2 separate regions of the Homo sapiens genome follow, and region 2 is linked to region 1. Evidence: chromatin loops called from intact Hi-C (ENCODE). Cell type or tissue: gastrocnemius medialis. All regions are shown on one strand. Links, peaks and the distances in the headings refer to the core of each region. The heading gives the core; the rest is flanking DNA. Region 1 overlaps BMPER (BMP binding endothelial regulator). Region 2 has its middle 7.9 kb from the start of FLJ20712.

The links. Hi-C counts contacts between places; a loop is a spot of excess contacts. Peaks named below come from ENCODE experiments on the same cell type or tissue, not always from the same donor. Only the 100,000 strongest peaks of a DNase experiment are listed, where the experiment ranks them.
Region 2: it touches region 1 in a loop (23-fold over the local background); 4 of 110 quality-filtered maps call a loop at or near these places.

Annotation. Positions count from the first base shown.
Region 1 is chr7:33,928,493-33,937,849 of GRCh38, reverse strand. It overlaps BMPER (BMP binding endothelial regulator), which reads right to left. Exons shown (of 15, transcript NM_001365308.1): 3 at 462-561. Among named protein-coding and RNA genes, the nearest start is that of BMPER, 28 kb to the right of the region's middle. RefSeq lists a silencer at 4,676-4,942. In gastrocnemius medialis, for the core only: a CTCF peak has its summit at 4,793 (motif pointing right); DNase peaks (open chromatin) are centred at 3,759, 4,819 and 5,552; H3K4me3 peaks cover 688 bases; H3K27ac peaks cover 836 bases.
Region 2 is chr7:33,713,449-33,722,805 of GRCh38, reverse strand. No RefSeq gene overlaps it. Among named protein-coding and RNA genes, the nearest start is that of FLJ20712, 7.9 kb to the left of the region's middle. In gastrocnemius medialis, for the core only: a CTCF peak has its summit at 6,032 (motif pointing left); DNase peaks (open chromatin) are centred at 3,219 and 3,631; H3K27ac peaks cover 943 bases.

The sequences.
Region 1 (9,357 bases), core at 2,351-7,350:
TTTGGAAGGAAAGGAAAATTTTAATGAGGACGAAAATGATAAAATACAGGCTTAAAGACTTCTCTGGCAGAGGTGGGCAGGGTGAGTGTGGAGCCTGGAAAAACTGAGTGTTGAAACTTGTTGACAAAATATGCTCATGTGTGTGTGTACAAATATGCAGAGGCATGGTGGTTGACTCTTCTCTACGACATTTTAACAACCTGCCTTAGAAAACAAACCAAATATGAAGATGCTCACATACTTTCATCCCTCCTCCAGGAGAGCCCCCTTCCTTCCAGCCCCAGATACACACATACACACAAACACACACATACACACACACACACACACACACACCCTACTTCTCCTCCCCACCCATGTGCACCCCAGCCAAAAGCTGAGTGAAAAGGAAGGTGAGAGAAAGAGAAATAAAAATGCCTGAAGCAGCAGCCAGAAGAGAAGACGGCCAAGACATCAATCACCTTTGCACTGTTCACAACAGGCTCCCCTCTGCTTGATGGCCAGGGCACAGTCTCGGGACAGCACGGGGCACTTCTCTCTCTTACATGTCACTTCCTTGTTCTAGACAAAAAGAGACACGAGAGATTTGAAATAGACATCAAACAGAATTCCCCAAATCCTAACACACCACAGAGGTTTCCCGAGCCCCACTCTTATCTGGCCTTCACTTGGCAAGAAGACGCTGTGAGAGCAAATAGGATTTTGCCATCTCTGAAACAGAAATACCCATCCAGGAACACAGGACTTTGGAGATCAGAGTCAGATGAGAGGAGATGAAAAGTCCCTTCTTTACAAAGCCAGCTTCACCTAGATAACCGATTGCCAAGGGAGAAGTTCTCTCCCGCTCCTTCAGATTCTAAGGTTTCTTTTTAGTACACACTACAGAAACGATAATATTTGTGTAAACCATATTTTGCCTGTTGGGCTACCTGGGCCAGGACTGCATCGTGAGAACAAAAATATTTTCACATGGCCGTCCAACAATCCTTAATAGTAGAGTGCATTAAAATGCAGCAATCTAAAGTTCCAACTCAAATAATGACAAAGTTGAATATTGGATCGGCTTGGTAAAAGAAAAAATAATATTCTACATGCCAAGCAGAGACATGGACGTCAGTGTTTTCTAGCTGTGGGACAGCTGTGTTATATTAGCACTTATGCTAATGAACATGTGGTGAACATTTGCATCTTTGGTTTTTTCCTGAAAGGTTAGCTGTTAAAATGTCTTAAAGAAGATACAAACATGATGAATATGCCTGTTTGTATATGGATTGTATGCACCTGAACCAAAAATACTGTCTCAAAAAATTCAACAAAATGTGAGATTTATCAAGCGGCGACCACATGCTAGCTGATGTGGCTTTCATTCTCACTAAAATTCTGTGTGGTCAGTATCGTTATCCCCATTTTGCAAACAAGAAAACTGCTGCTCAGAGAAGGTAGCTGACTTTTCCAAGATTACCCAGCTTTCCAGTGGGAGAGATGGAACTCGAGATGAAGATATAAATGTGTGCACACCTATGCCCTTCCCTGGATAACAGCAAGCACTACCAGTGCCTCATCTCGGGGCAGGTTGGAGAGGAGCAACTGGCCGGCTCTGCTCACCTTGAAATGAACCTAGAACTCTCTTGGCATATGTATTAATAAAGAAGAAAACCAAACTCAGCCCTGATAACAAATTTGAGAAAATTCTCAAGTGTACCCAGTATGCCTCCATGTCATGAGACTAAGAAGATCTCACCATTTCTTGCTCAGAACCAAGGAGACACATGCGAGCCTGCAGGTGTGTGTGTGTGTGGGTGTGCATGTGCATATGTGCCTGCGAGCTTGTGTGTGAGCTGAGAGTGAGTTCTACGGGGAGGGTTGGGCCTTGCCTTGCCCACAGCTGTTTCCGTATCAGCCCTGTTATTTCCCTGCCCTCGTGGCTTTTGCAAGGCCAACTGAGGCACAGAAACAATAAGCCACGACCGGTGTTGCTCAAACTTGTCCACTGAATGGCACATATAGAAAATGACACTCACTTCTGTTAAGGAACACTGGAATGAATGTGGTGAATATTCTCCTGAAACTGTCCTAGGACTTGTCTGACACCCAGAGAAAGGGCATCGATCCACAGCCACCTGCACCCCACACCTGCAGGGGCTGCTGCTGCTGTTTTGTTTTTTCATTTACTGGTTGTCCTTATGATGGGAGGGTGACCTGAGTCATCCAGTCTCTCTCTCTCTCTCTTTCTCCTTCTCTCTCTCTCTCTCTCTGTCTCTTTCTCTCTTTCTTTTTTGGGATCTGTTATATGGTAAGTGCCCTCAAGGGGCTGACCTCATTTACTCTTAAAATCCTGTGAGACAGGGGCCCTCATCCTTAGCTGCACATTACAACCCCCTGTGGAGTTCTTAACAAAGACTGCCATGGTCTCCCACCCCCTGAAGCTCAGATCTGGTTAATCTAAGGACCAGGCATGGGTATTTGTTCAAGCTCCCAGGTAATTCCAATGTTCAGCTAGGGTTGAGAACCACTGCCATCAGGGGAGAGTATTTCTGTGGCCACTGGGGCTGAGCTGGGATAAGGAGCTGTCCACAGTCCCTTTGTGAACAGCAGACCTACAATCTGAAGCCAAGCATACTGGCTCCACGCTCCCCAGAACTCCTTCCCTCACCCCCTTTTCTCCATGATAATGGTGGCATCAAGGCTAACTATAAGGCACAGCCCTTAGATTTATTTTTATAATTTTTTCTTAAACTACAAAGGTCATACATTGTTATGGTCACCATTCAAAATAAAGAGACATATTTTTTACAAATTAATAATCTCTCCCAACTCCCACCAAAGTCATCACAGATAGCCACCAGGTATGTATGCTGCTTGGTATTGTTGACAGTGACTTCATTTTGAAAAGCGTAGTTCTTGCAAGCTAAATTTTATACCGACTCTCCCACCCCAAGAGAATTGTGAAAGAACTTCATTAACAGAGCTTCTGTTACCAGGACTGTATGGCTTTATGCATTCAGCAAACCTGGCTGCAACCTGGCTGCGGCCTTAGCCAAGGGCCACTCCCAAGCGCATCTCCTCTCTGAAGGGAAGAATCTTCAGATACAGAGAGTTCAAAGCTCTCAGGGCAGTCAAAGTGATGGCACAATCTGGGATCTGATAAATAGGAAGGCACACATTCGCTTAAATATAGGAACTCTGCTGACTTAGAAACCTGGGAGCCAGTCAAAATCCATAACAGGATCCCAAGATTCATAATAAATAGTTTGTAATTACAGTCCAGCACAAAAGTTATTCCAACCAGATGGTTTGTAGATTCACATCTGGATTTTTTTTTTTTTTTTTTTGTACACACACATAGAACAAACCTAAACCTTAGCTGTAGGTTTAGTGGGTTTTTTCCCCCTGATTACACTGGGAGTTTTTAAATATTCTATCAACGGTCACATTGGTACAGAACTGCCATATCTGATCATTGCCCTGGTGTCTGATTGGTGTGAATGTGGAGTAGTCTTTGGAATCCCAGGCCTTCCAAGAAAAAACTTTAAAAGCTCAGGGAATTGCTGGTGAGAGCCTGATTCCTCCATTTCCTTAATTGAGTCCAGCAGCTACAGAGTAAATTCAAACACAGGTTAATTAAGACCACTCCATTCACTTTCCCAATTTTGCCAAGAGACAAAAACACTTGTTCTTGAGCCAGTGGCTCTGGAGAGAAGTGGCACACGCAAAGCCATGCCTTCAGGACTCCCTCACCCCCTGGGCTGCCTCATCCCCACATGCACTATGTGTCACCACTGTGACTCAAGTTCAGGGCTCATTCCGTTCACATCTTCATTCAAGAAACATTTTCTAATACTGGCTCACACTTACTGAACTCATTCTCTGTGTGTTCAGGCTCTGTGCTAAGAATCTTATGTGCATTTTTTTCACCAAAAATTCCCAATGATCGCCATCTTACAGAGGAGGGATCAATGTTAGGAAACTTGCCCAGGGTCACCCAAGACACAGATCTGGAATACAAATAGAGGCCTGTCATTTAAATGCCTTCCCAGGCATTCAGGATGCAGAAGAGAACAAAATAATGATCCTGCCCTCAGGCCCCAGGGGAGATTGGTGTCTTCCTGGTGGCTCCAGACAGGAACTCTCTAACGAAAGCAGAGCAACTCCAGGGGCCTGTGTCATGGCCAACCATGGGAAGGTCTGCAGACACCAGCTGTTTTCTGGTAACAAGGAAAGTTGTTCCAATTTGGATATCAACAGAGATGTGCCTATCATGCCTCTGAAAGCCAGACTGGCATCCTCAAACACTTTTCCCCAAATCCCAGCTTGAGTTTGAGTCTCTCCAGATCTAAACAAGAGAAATGGTAGCAAAAATACACTCAAGGAAAAGGTCAGAATACTCTAAAAAAAAAAAAAAAAAAAACCTAACCAATGAATAAGAGCAATAAACCTTACTGCATCTTTCATTCTTAGTCTCCCGTGTGTCCCTCTTTCTACGGTTGCCAGCCAGTGGTCTACCTGCTGTCAAAGGCGTCTGTCTGCATTACTGCCTTCTTTCAGGAAGATAGTTAACCGATTCTTTAACATTGACCAAACACATCAAAACCCAAAATGTAGCCTCTGGAGGCACATTAAATGAAGTGCCAACATGAAAAACTAAAAGGGGGGCATAGGGAGTAAAACATTTTTTAAAAATCAACATGACTGGCAACAAAGCTCTATAAGGATTTGAGCCAAACCACAGCTCCCGCCGCAAGCCAAGTTCAAACAGGATTCCGGCAGCCAGCTTGCTGTGTCTGAGATCTGCCACGAGATGGCAGCACAGAGTCCCCGGTCTCAGGAATTGCAGCCTTGAGACTGCCAGAGCCTTGGGAGTATTTCCCAGTGTCTGATGGGGAGAGAAATGAGCTCTCCCATGAGCGTAGGGCGGAGGGGTACAGAGAAGATAGCAGAGCACCGCTGTGAAACGTTCTCGTGTGCTTTCCTTAACCAGAAAAACATGCTTTTGAGATGCTTCCGTTCTATTCCCAGCCCCAATGTCTTGAACGTATTTTTTTTTTCAAAGATTCTTCCAGAACCAATCCTATTATGGAATACGAAAAGTATTCCTTGACCTTTCATTTATAATAAAAAATAATAGAATCAAAATCTGGAGAGGAAAACGCAGCAGCTAATATGATGAGGGTAGTGGAGGGAGAAATGTCTGCGGGCGGATCCTTTATTTTTAGACTATGAAACACCATCACAAATCTCTTGAAATAAGAGTGAAAATGAAAATACCTCGTGTCTGCCTGCTGATCGTCCATTTGGTTAGCCATGTTGAAGATCAACACAAGACCCTTCCCCTAGATGATGGCATTATTTTCCCTCCATCCCTGTCTCTGATGACAGCAAAGCCTGCCTGGGAGGCAAACAGCTGTCATTTGGCAAACTAGCAAATTCAAAGTGACAGATCTTTTTTCAGGAAACTAAGAAGGCTGTGAGGTTGTGGTATTTTTTTCTGCCCGAGTGAACAATACTCAATATGTCAATGAAGCACACAGGCCAGGTAGTGTGACTGCTGGGAATAAAGTGGCGGGGTGCCCTGTTATTCCATCCCGGTAGTCTTTGTTGGGGAGGAGCTTACAGATTTTGCTGCCTTCAAGAATTCCCCACCAAAATACAAATACCCCTGGAGGTAGACCCACATTCATCCCAAATAGCCAATTTCCTGGGATAGATGCCCCAGCCTGGCGACTCTGAGAGGGAAAGTTGCTTAGCAGTGGAGGCTCTAAAGCTGAAAAACAAAGCCTTGGCACACGTATCACTATACTCAGTGCTGCGGGAGGGAGACAGAAATCATACAGCAAGGTTCCTAGTCTCCAGAAACCTACAAGCTCTTGGGGAAAATAAGACAACAGACAACAGCAGATCACACAAACACTGTGGTGTAACTTCTGGCACAGTGAGAAGCACGAAAGAGATCTTCACCTTGATTCAAAAGCCATCACCATTGCTGAGCACAAATAGGACATTTTGATGCTTACTCAAATTTTTATTATCTGAGAACTTACACAATAGTGGTCCATGTGGAGAGTCTCAAGATGGCTCAAATAGGAATTTGTTGTTAGGAATATGGATGTCTTGTTTCAAGTGCCCCAAGGAGGAGGAAGCAGGGGAAGCTGATCCCACATCAGCGTGTATATTCTCATCGGAATTTCTAGTCTCTCTATGTATGAAGTCAAAGAGTCAACTTCTCCTTGAAGTATCCCCATTGTAACCCAATTCCAGATCCCAAAGAGCCCAAGAGAACTTTTTAGCACTTTTGAACCCAGGTCACAATTTCTCCCAGGCAATATTATACCACTTCTCATAAACAGAAGAATAATACTTCAGGTTTACATAGCAGCTTTCTTCTAAAGATCTCTGTAGACATTATTTCATTAATCCTCACAGGTTTCTTAAGATTTGCAGATGGAGAAATGGCACACAATGAGGCTGTCTCAGATCCCTCAAAGAGGCAGCTAGCAGTGGACCTGGGAACAGAACCCAGTTCCCAGCCTGGCTTACGGGATCAGCTGGGAAGGTTAGTTTGTAAAGCACAGCACTAAAATGTACAGAAGTATCATATTCAAATTAGGTTAGCTCCAATAGGCTGTTGAGACTTTAGGAACAGACTAGTATGTAGTTAAGCTAGTCTGCAGATTTTCTGGACAGGCCACCTGGGCCAAACAGGCGAGGTCTCCTGCCACGTTTCTGCCCTAGTACAAGGTAACCTATGAGAGGTACCATGTAAGGGATTACCCAGGACTTGGGTAAGCAGACCAGACTTTAAGCCAAGGTTCTAGAATGAAGAGACGGAAACAAAAGCTGAAAAAAGAAGTGTGTTGGCAGCAACCAAAGACCCAAAGGGGCCAGATTTCATTGCTTTTCTTTGAGACAGGGTCTTGCTCCATCACCCAGGCTGGAATGCAGAGGCACAACCATGGCTCACTGCAGCCTCAAGCTCCCAAACTCAAACAATCTCCCATCTCAGCCTCCAGAAGTAGCTGGGACTACAGGCATGTACCACCATGCCTTGCTAATTTATTTTTATTTTTATTTTTTTGTAGACACAAGGCCTCACTATGTTTCCCAGGCTGGTCTCAAACTCCTGGGTTCAAGTGATCCTCCACCTCGGCCTCCCAAAGTGCTGGGATTATAGCTGTGAGCCACTGAACCCAGTGAGATTTCATTGCTTATCAGCAGTTCTGATCATTGGAAATTGTAAAATGAAGTGATGACCTCTCTAGAACATTCGGTCAGGGGAAATCCTGAGCAAACGAGCATGAACTCACAGACAGGAGAGAATGCAAGCTTATACCTGCTCCAGCCTGTCTCCTTTGGACAAAGTCTGTTCTCAGTCTCTTGGAAAATAATAATGGAGCATGGGTAGGGGGGCCCTGAGATAGCCCAGTGGTTGCCAATGGCAGTATTAAATTTGATTGATGATTTATTATTTTAATTAAGCTTTTGCTTGCTCATTCTTCATTACTGATAGTAAAATTGACTTCCCCATAACTCTTACACAGAAATATCTGGAAGAAAAAAATAAAAGGCAGTTTGGTCAGCCACAAACCCTAAGTGTACAAGTCCAAGGCTCTGGGTCATGTCTCTCAACTCAACAGAACTTGAAAAAAAATAGAAAGACAACATGAAGAAAACCATTTCTAAGATGAAGAACATGAAGCTGAAAGGGAAAAGGACCCAAACTCCCCAGCTGAAAGAAGTGGTTTCACCCAAGACCTCTTTCCCAACTGAGTTTAGTCCAAGAGATGGGAGGTGTCAACTGTGGCCCTTTGCACAATATACCTCAAGCCCTTAACGTAAAGTGGCATTTCCAGACCTTTCTGCAACCCCAACCTCCACTGCTTTTGCAAATCCCTTCCATAGTCAGGGCCACAAACAAAGCTGATCCATCTCTAACCAAACAATGAAGTAACATAGTGTTTTCCAGGCAGGTTGCTGAACTATTAAGAATAATAACACCTGACATTTATAGGAAATCTATTATATGCCCCACCATGCTGAAAATGTTTTGTGTATTTTGTCATTTAACCCTTGCAAACAAGCCTGAAGAAGGCACTGATTTACTTCCCATCACATCTTATAGGTAAGTAAACTGAGGCACGGAGAGGTTAAACGGCTCACCCAGGTTTACATAGCTAGCCAGGGCAGAGATTCAAACCCAGGACTCTGATATCAAAGCCTATGATTTCATCACTATGCTATATAGCTTCATTTAGAGGCTAAGTGAGCCACCTTTCCCTTGCAGCTAAGAATTTAAATGTTTGCCTTTGTTGAGCACCCCATTTTCAGACCTTTATAAACCTTGGTGCTTTATGGTTTCATTCTGAACACAGAAGTAAAAATAATGCCTTTTAGGAAAGACAGATTAAATCTCTGACTTAAAAACTCAAAACAAGTCCCAGTCTCTGAGTGCCTGGTCATTTGCAAGGCTGACCAAAACCTGGACCCGAACCTGCCAAGTCCTCTCATTTCTTCTTTGATTTGAGCAGAAGAGTGTACTCTCTTGGGAGGCTTGCAGCATCCCACGGCCATAATTTTGTAGACTTAATGTTAAAATGTCTTGCAAGAACATCATGCAATTCATTGCACTCCATCTGGGAGTGTTATTCTTTTTCCCTCCTGTCTAGGCTCAACGAGTCTTTACCCCAGAGACCCAGGCCCTGGCAAACACGCCTCCTCCGGCCCAGCTCACAGTGCAAACTCTGAACAAAGCTGCCCTTGAAGCCCGAACATTTAAAAAGACTTTATGAAGCCCACTGGGGCCCCCCGATTATTTTGCAACAAGTCATATCCCATGAAGAAATTCACTTCTCTGCAACACAAAACAGAGGGAGATTAAAGAAAAAGGCAGGGGGGTGGAGGAAAGAAGTAAGACCCCCTGAGGTTCTGTCTGGCCAGAATCGTGTCTTTTAGTACCCATATCCCCTACAAAGACGATGTTCTGATGATATATGGCCCTAATACATCACTAAATGACAGTGTTCTCCTGATCCTATACCTTGAAAATATGACACGTGCCAGCAGAGGCAATGGGGGATTAATAAGGAGGCCCTTCTGATATTTACGTTACCTAACTATTCCATTTTTTTTTAATGGGCTTTAGTTTGTTGGAGGGATTGTTTTGGGTCCTATTCTGTTTAAGGATTTAGGTCTGGCTTTTTTTTTTTTTTTTTTTTTGGCTTTTTCAAGAAACTCACGGAACAAAGAAACACAGGCCATTAGAGTGTCCTGGCTGCTCAAGTAGAAGTCTGATTTAAAACAGGGCAGTGTCAAACAGCTCCTCATTCTGTTTAATCATATTTTGAAATGGAACCAAAACATTAG
Region 2 (9,357 bases), core at 1,663-6,662, 210 kb after region 1:
AAAAATCTTTGCTGTCTCTGAGTGAAGGGGGACTGCAGATCCCTCCTGTCCCAGCTCAGTCATGGGCTTGTGGAAAAAGGAATCCTCTTCCACACCCTTAGTCATGGGGATTGAGCTGCAGGCGAGGAAGGTGGGCAGGGCTGGCGGAATGAGGGGGACGTGCCGGCTGAGCGCGCAGCCTCCAGGACACTCCCTGCCAGCAGCCTGGGTCAGGAGCCAGCCTCCGCCATCCCCTGAGGCAGCTGTGGTCACACTGGGGCAGCAGCAGGCAGAAGGGCATGCTGATGCACAGTGTCAGGAGCCAGATGAGTCACCCCCAGGGCTTGGGCAGCTGGAGAGCGGGGCCTGGTTGCTGAGGCTGGTCTGGACAACATAAAGATCTGGGAACACTGCTGGCTCCCAGCACCGGGGATCTATAGCGGCTTCTGACAGCCGCTGGTCTCTGAAGAGTCACCCTGTCACAGAGGCGAGGAATGGCAATGTTTGGGGCAACGGGGTTAAGTGGGAGAGTGGTTTGCCTAGAAAACCCCATCATGCTTTTAGGTTGCCTCACGTTGGCCTCTTGATAGGACTGGACCTGTCAAGTAGGATCTCAGTGGGTCCCTGGTACTGTGCCATTGGAATCATTGTCCCGATCTTCCCAGCACAACATGACACCACCTCTATTGAGAAGCCAACCCCCTATCCAAGCAAAGCCATATGCCTTAGCTCATTCAGGCTGCTGTAACAACATACCATAAGCTGGGTGGCTTATAAACAACAGAAACTTATTTCTCATAGTTCTGGAAGCTGGGAAGTTCAAGGCCAAAGCACTGGCCAGTTCCATGTCTGATAAGGGCCTCTTTTCTGATTCATAGAAGGCACCTGTCTGCTTTGTCCTCCCACCGTAGAAGGGGTAAGATCGTTCCCTTTATAAAGCCCAATCATGAAGGCTTCTTCCTCATGACCTAATCACCTCCCAAAGACTGCACCTCCTAATACTATCAGTTTTGGGGTTAGGGTTTCAACATATGCATTTTGTAGGGACATACACATTCAGTCTATTGCATGGCATAACTCTTCATTTTATTTTTCTCTCTCCAAACCTTAGTTTCCAGATCCATAACATGAGATTTGTAATGTCCTAGCTTAGAGAGTTGTTTTAAGAACTAAGTGATCATGTACATTAAAATGTTTAAGCACAGTGCCTGGTGTATAGTAAGTGCTCAGTAAATATTCATTGGTTTCCCTCTTCCTTGCCCTCTCTTTTCCCTCCAAATCCCCAAATAAAAATAAACACCATTTTGCAGTAACTAAAACTTAGAAAAGATGATGTGACATCGTCAACTACCACAAAGCTGGAGACTAAACAAGCTTCTAGAGACATCAAGCTGCTTCCCTGTCTACTGCTGAAGGAAACCACATTCCAGTCCTGTAAGCAGGGAGCCAAAAATCATGCCAGCCCCCTGTGCAGGGGTACAGCTAGTGAGGGTGGCAGTCACTACAACTAGCTGAGACAAAGAGACTTAAACTAGGAAGCTTGGGCAGTCCAGACATGGGTCTGCAGGGGAGAAGTCCTCAGCCAGAGAAGCCATCAATTTCCCTTCTATTTCAGCTGGAAGGAGGAGCCTCATTGGCCCAGAAAGGGCCACTTCTCATTGCAAACCAACACTTTCTGACAGGGAAGTGGGCTTAAGGGTCACTTGGGATTAACTACTGGGAAATAATTTCAGAAACGGGCCACAGACATCGAGACAGTTTGGCTCCCTGTGCTGAGAGGGTGACGTCAGCCATGCAGATAAATTCTAAAGAATCTATCACCCCTCAAGCATGTTTTACTAGCTTATAAAATGTTCCTGAGATCTTTCCATACTAATGACTTCTGGGGATGTCCAGGGCATCCTGGAAAATTACAGCAAGAGGGTATCCCTCCAATTCTTCCTTGGCCAGAGCCTAATTTCTTTTAGACCTAGCCTAATTGCTTTCTATCCCATGAATTCTTATTAAATGGGAAAACTTGATACTGCATATTTACTGTTGAGTGTTGTGCAGAAGAGCATGGAAACATGGCCAAATGCTAGGTTCTGATCAGAAAATATGCTAGACTTGTATAATGACCACAGCATTGAAATGATTACAGTTTGCCTTTCTGAGTTCCCACTACATCATTTCTCAAGACCTGCTTATGGGTGTGGTATCCATTCTACAGATCAAGAAACTGAACTATAAAGATAGGCCAGATAGAATCTGCTTATGGATATTGAGCAAAACATCTGCTGAACCAATCCAAAAGGTTATGACATCTTGATCCGCCTCACCATCATTCTTCGGAAAACAAAGTGAGATTCAAGAGAGAAAACAAAAGTGGAAACAGAAGGTCCAAACAAAGCAGGAGTTCCCTTGATCTAATAAGCGCCCAGTGTCCTTTAGGGTACTCTTTGAGAGAAAAGAGATTTCCATGCGGTGGAAGGAACTAGTTAAATCCAAGCAAACATTTGCTACCAGCCAAGATTACTTAGTAGAGAATGCAATCTACTTTTACAAAGAGCATTTGAAAATGTGTAACATCTTCTCACTTGTTGCTGACAGCAAAGCTGTGAATATGGTCTTATTACTGCCATTTTCCAGACAAGGAAACAGATGCTTGGAGAAGGTACCTTGCCCAATGTCATACCACTAATAAGCAATAAAGCCAGACCACCCAGCAACCCAGTTGTTCTGAATCCAGGTCCAGTGCTCTTTGCCTTACATTTCAGAAGTTCTTACATGGACAAGGTAACCAGATCCTGCATCATTGAACAACAAAGGAAACATTGATCCAAAGGGATCTGAACGTGCCCTAGGAGAACTGACTTTTAAGAGAATATTCACTCAACAACTCCCCAAAGTATTCAAACAAGATGAAAATGGCAGGGGGGTTCTAGGGCGAGGAATCACTGAAGGGGCCTATTCTGGGCCAGGAGGGGTTCTAGAAGCCTTTCCCAATGAACCCCTTAGGGCTGGTGTCTTTTCAAGATGGAACTCTTGTGTTCACTCTAGCATGGGCTCAGGGTGTGCACTGGGACCTTGGACCCTGAAGCCTTACAGAAAAGCCCTGGGATGTTTCAGGCCTCCTGCCATACCAGGATCTGGTCCAAAGGGGTACAAACCTGGGCCTCATGTTCTCCCAGGATCATTCACAGAGACCCAGACTCCTGCTCTCTGTCACATCTGCACTTACAGAGCTGGGCCTCAGGAGGTGAAGTGGGGACAAGACAACATCCCCAGGTGTTGACTCCAGCTTAGGCTCAGGATCGGGAGCCCTGGCCACAGCCAAATGACTTGCCCCGGCCAACACAGTCATAAGCACAGATGATCACACCCCAGGCTAAAAAGGCGGAAAACCAGTAGGCAAGGAAACCGTTTTGTCATCCAAGGACAATAAAGTTTATGTATTCCCAGATGTGGGTCCTCCCACTTAATCAAAGCAGAGGCCCATTCCCGTGAAAAGAGCTTTTCTCCAGCAAAATGGGAAGGCAACTTCTTTGGGGCTAAATTTAGACTTCACCCACAGGCAAAGGGCTCCAGTTCTTCTGGGCTGTCAACAGAACAAGCAAATGGTTCAGTGTCCCAGCTGGCTACAGCCAGCTCCAGAGCCAAGTCAGCATGAGTCTGAAATGTTCCAAGCCTAGGAGTGTGGGCTGTGCAGTCCCTGGGGCCAGGCTCTGCTCCAGGCTGGATCACATCTTGGAGGGTATGCAGCTTTGGTCACTCTGCTGATGTGTCAGCCTGTTTGCTTTCCCCACCAAGGAGTAGCAGCCCAATACCCACTACTCCGCAGAGCAGGCTCAGAGTTACAGAGGATGCAAGGTGCAAGAAGGCCTTTGCCTTTAAAACTTTCTTAGAGATATCCTGGGAATCATCACTGAGAAGGCGATGCTTTGCAAAAGGACCAAATCAGTATACAGGACATTATGGCTCCAGAGAAGTCAAGATAAATGACCTACAGTCACATAGAGCTTCAGTGGAAAAGTTGAGGTTTTTTCCCTGGGGCAGGGCCCCTTCGATCTGAAGCTTGCAGTGTCCTCTCCCTACATCAGCACTTTTTCTTAGTGGCCCCAAAGCCATCATGGCAAAATATTAAGAGGCATGCCCTGTCCTGGGGAGAAGTGAGTATGGTCTCTACTTAAAAAAAAAAAAAAAGTTTGTTATTTCTCGGCTTGGCCAAGCTGGCATTTTCCCAAAGGTGCCCTAAAGTAAAGATCTGGCTTCCCATCCTTAACTCTCAGGAAGTATATGCCAGCACGTCACAACGTGGTCACGAACTCGCTACTGCCAAACCTAATCACAACGTACACCAGGTGAAACTGGGTGAGACTTGGATGGGGAATGATAATCAGAATTTACTGTATCCTTCCCAGTCAGCATTCCTATAGATATGATCCAAGATTGTTTAGGGAGTAAAACAAGATAAAAATTCACCCCAAAACATGCCTCATACTGCATAGACACAGCTCCAATGGTGTTTCCTTAGAAGCCTCTGGCTGGTAGAGCAAACCACCGTTTCCACTGAGCTGCCATGGCCCTGTGCTCTTGGCTGGGTTACACCACCTACTCCTCTGTAAACATTAATGACCTACATTGGTATCCCCCAGAGACTGGGAGTTATTCCAAGGAAGGGTCCTGGTTTTTTCTCATTTTGAATCTCTAACTCCAGGGTATAGTAGGCTTTCTATAGACATGGGATAAGTGAGTGAATGACTGATACTCAAATGTGTAAACATTCTTGTTTAAATATCATGGTGTTCTCCTTAATAAAAGGGGCTGGTGTGAAGCTAAGGTTAATAGAGTTCCATCAAAAAAAGAAGTATTGGCCGAGTGCGGTGGCTCATGCCTGTAATCCCAGCACTTTGGGAGGCCAAGGTGGGCGGATCACAAGGTCAGGAGTTCGAGACCAGCCTGACCAATATGGTGAAACCTCATCTCTACTAAAAAGACAAAAAAATTAGCCAGGTGTGGCGGCACATGCCTGTAATCCCAGCTACTCGGGAGGCTGAGGCAGGAGAATTGATTGAACCCAGGAGATGGAGGTTGCAGTGAGCCGAGATCACGCCACTGCACTCCAGCCTGGCAACAGAGTGAGTCTCCATCTCAAAAAAAAAAAGCATTCCAGGACGGCACAGCCACCCCTCTCTACCCTGTGATGAAACAAACACCATCCTCTTTAAAGTGAGTAAGCAAATGTTAATATTTGATTATTCCCCAGCTGGCTTTTGTTAAATGGAAAAAACTGGGCTACCTTGTGTATCTCTTTCTTTCTGCTTATCCTGAGGTGTGGGTGCTGCTTTACCCTGGTGGGTCCCCTGGCAGCAGGGTTAAGCAGTATATCAAAAATCCATCCTGATTCAAGAACCAGAGACAGAAAAGAAAAAAACCCAGCTGCCCTTACTTTCTGGAGTAAAGTGCCTCAGCAACTTCCCAGTCTGTCTGTCCCTACACCAATGACCTGCCTGCTGATACACACTGTGGGGAAGTCAGACTGTACCAGATAGACTCCAGAGGTCAGCTTAACAACTCTCTCCACCAGTCCTAGGGTGAAATACACACAGCGACAGTCTAGCAAGGAGGGAATATAGGAATCACCTCAAAGAGTGACAGAATTCTCAGAGAACCTAATCAAACACAAGCAATTACACTATCTTCTAATGCCAGTGTCAAGAAAAGAGAAGCATGCTTGTATCATCACTCCTGAGCCAAATTTTGCACTGCATCTCACCCAGGCAACCAGGAAGGGAGGACAAGAATGCAAATCCCATTGAAATAATAAGTAAATAAAATCACTTTCTTTCACAGCAGCCAGACATTTCTAAGAGGTTTGTGCTAAGGCAATGTACTGAACAAAAATACTGGGAAGGAATTGCTGAATGGAAGAATGATTAGGGTGGATGAGCGTGTTTCCTTTAAAAATAAAGACATATAAATGATCATAAGTTGCCATGCATATTTCAACTTGATGTTTAAAGACATTGTACTTAGCAGGTAGGAACTGTTGCCCTCTACTGGCTGGAATGTCATAAGAATGCCAAGATTTCATATTTGCAGTTGCCTGGATGCTTTTTATCCTTCCAAGGGTGCAGATGGTCATGATGATGGTGAAAATGATGATGAAGGAGAAGGAGGGAAGCAGGAGAGAGAAGGAGGAGGTGATAACCATGGCAATAAGAATCCCTTAGATTTATACAGCACTTTAGTGTCTTACAAAGTACATTCACACAAACTGACTTACTTGAGCATCACAGTTATCTTGTGAAGAAGGTGATGTTGCAAATGAGATGACTTTGGCAAAGAAATTAGATCAGTTCCTACAGATACCAAGACAGTAAGAGGCAGAGCTGAAGTTCTGACTCAGGCTTTCTAAGTCCAAGCCCTGGAATGGTTTCCCTTCACTCTATTTATTTGGCAAGCTCTATTTATATTTACTTAAATCCAGTCTTTTGGGGAGAGCTTTTACAAATCTCTTTTCTGTATTGAAGATAGAATTCACTAACACATTTATTCACAAACATTATTATACACCTGTCCCGTGTCTGGCCCTTCAATTGTAAACTAGGGAATAGCAGAGAACAAGGCAAAGTCTACCTCTTATGAAGCTCTCATGGGGCAGTCAACAAACAAGGGAACAAATCAATGAGGATCATAATGTCAGAGAGTGGTTCGAAGGCAATAGGACAAGGTGAAGATTTACAATGGCTCCAAGGTGAAAATGAACTTAGCCGATGACCAATTTTGGTAGCTAGAATTTTTTCAGACAGGTGACTTCTAACAGAAAAGGACCAGCCTTGGTCTTCCTAAATATAAGTCTGGAAATCATAGGAAGATATCAGAGGGGTGAACTGGAGATGGTCAGTTTTGCAGACACCCCTTTAAGAAACCTCTGAAGTAGGTAGGTAGGAAAGACCTCTCCTTGAAATATGTATATTGTTCTATTAACTAAGATTCAGAGAGCTCATTTCTAAAAGATCTGCATGACTGATATTCATTTAAATGTATTCAGCCAGTTATATGACTCATGCAGCTTTATATACATAAATATCTAAAACCTGAAAACAACCCAAATTTCAACTGGTGAATGGTAACACAAAGTGTGGTGCATCCATACCATGGAATACTACCCAGCAACAAAAAAGGAACGAACTGTTGATACATGCAACAACTTGGATGGAGCTCAAGGGAATTATGCTAAGTGAAGAAAAGCCCATCTCAAAAGATTACACACTGCATGATTCCACTGATATAGCATTTTCAAAATGGCATTGCTGTAGAGATGGAGTGCAGGGGAGTGGTTGCTAGTGCATAGAAAAGAGGAGGAGCATGTGACTACAAGGAGGAATACAAGGTGCTTTCCCCCATAGTGACAGCATAGCTCTGGAACTTGATGTGGTGGTAATTATACGAATCTATATATGTGATAAAACATCATGGAATTAGATACAAAAATATACAAAAATGAGCGGATGTGAACACTGGTGAAATAAGAGTAAGAGCTGTAATCCAGTTGATGATCTGGAGCCAATCAATGTCCTTGCTTCATGATGTAAGAAGTCATCATTGGGGGAAACTGGATGATAGGTACTCGGGACCTCTGCACTACTGTGACAACTTATTGTGGTCCATAGTGATTTCAAAAGAAAAAGAGAGGGAAGACGAAAAGAAGACAAAGATGAAGAAAAAGCGAGGACAGGAGGAGGAGGAGCTGCTGGAGGAGAAGCAGGAGGAGCAGGAGCAGGAGAAGCAGGAGGATGAACAGGAGGAGCAAAAGGAGGAGGAGGAGGAAGAACAGGAGGGGCAGGAGGAGTAGCAGGAGGAGGAGGATAAGCAGGAGCAAAAGGAGGAGGAGAAAGAGGAGGAGGAGCAGGAGGAGGAAGAGAAAGAGAAGGAGGAGGAGCAGGAGGAGGAAGAGGAGCAGAAGGAGGAGAAGCAGGAGAACAAGGGTCAGGAGGAGGAAGAAGAGTTGGAGGAGGAGGAGCAGAAGGAAGAGGAGCAGGAGGACGAGGAGCAGGAGGAGGAGAAAGAGAAGGAGAAGGAGCAGGAGGAGGAGGAGAAAGAGGAGGAGGAGCAGGAGGAGGAAGAGGAGCAGAAGGAGGAGGAGCAGGAGGAGGAGGAGCAGGAGGAGGAAGAGGAGCAAGAAGAGGACAAGGAGCAGAAGGAAGAGGAGCAGGAGGATGAGGAGCAGGAGGATGAGGAGCAGGAGGAGGAGAAAGAGAAGGAGGAGTAGCAGGAGGAGAAGGAGCAGGAGGAGAAGGAGCAGGAGGAGGAGGAGCAGGAGGAAAAGGAACAGCAGGAGCAGGGCCAGACAGCCAGGGCCCCTAGACCCAGCAGCCAGAGCTCTAGTACAGGTGTCGCTGGGATCTCCATGGCAGCTCACATGGCAGCCTCTCCCAGTGCTAGGGCTGCAGCAGAAAGAGCCTGGGGAGGAGATGGACTCAGGCACCCACCTTGAGGGCACTTAGGAGAGCACCTGGCGGGGGCTGGTGCCGCTGCTGGGTGTGGGGGCAGTCACCTCTGAAAATGCGTGTTTTTATATTAAATGGAGGGATTGGATTAGGTGGGTCTCAGGACTATTCCATGCCTAATATTCCGCATTTCCAGGAGTCGCCTAAGCGAATCTGGTCACCGTGATTCAGCATTCACTTGTGCTGCTTGCTCTGTTTCCTGATAGCCAAAGTGAAATCACCTATTTTTTGTGCCAAGTGTTGACACTCATCATAGACAGCTTGTGTTATTGACTATAGTTTTATTTGAATATCTTGTCCCACAACTAAATTATAAATTCCTTTTGAGGCCATAACTGCCTATTATTTGTGACCCTTGGTGTCTTTCACATAGCAGGTCTAACTGCAGAGTTTATAATAATTGAACAGAGCTCAGTGACTAAAAAAATTAAAAGTTCCAGTTGAAAATATTGATATATTTGACCATTTTTTTAAAGTTAAAAGTTTTGTAGGATAAAAATCACCACCAAGCCAAAAAATTAATGGCAAATTGGACAACATATTTGTAAAGATAACAGGACAGATGTGAATAAGCAATGCACAAAACAAAAACGACAAATGGCCAATAAGTACATCGATAGACATTCAGTCCCATCCTTATCAAAGACATTAACATTAAAACAATGAGATGTGGCCGGGCGCAGTGGCTCACGCCTGTAATCCCAGCACTTTGGGAGGCCGAGGTGGGTGGATCACGAAGTCAGGAGATCAAGACCATCCTGGCTAACACGGTGAAACCCCGTCTCTATTAAAAATACAAAAAATAAGCCAGGCACTGTGGTGGGCGCCTGTAGTCCCAGCTACTCAGGAGGCTGAGGCAGGAGAATGGCGTGAACCCGGGAGGTGG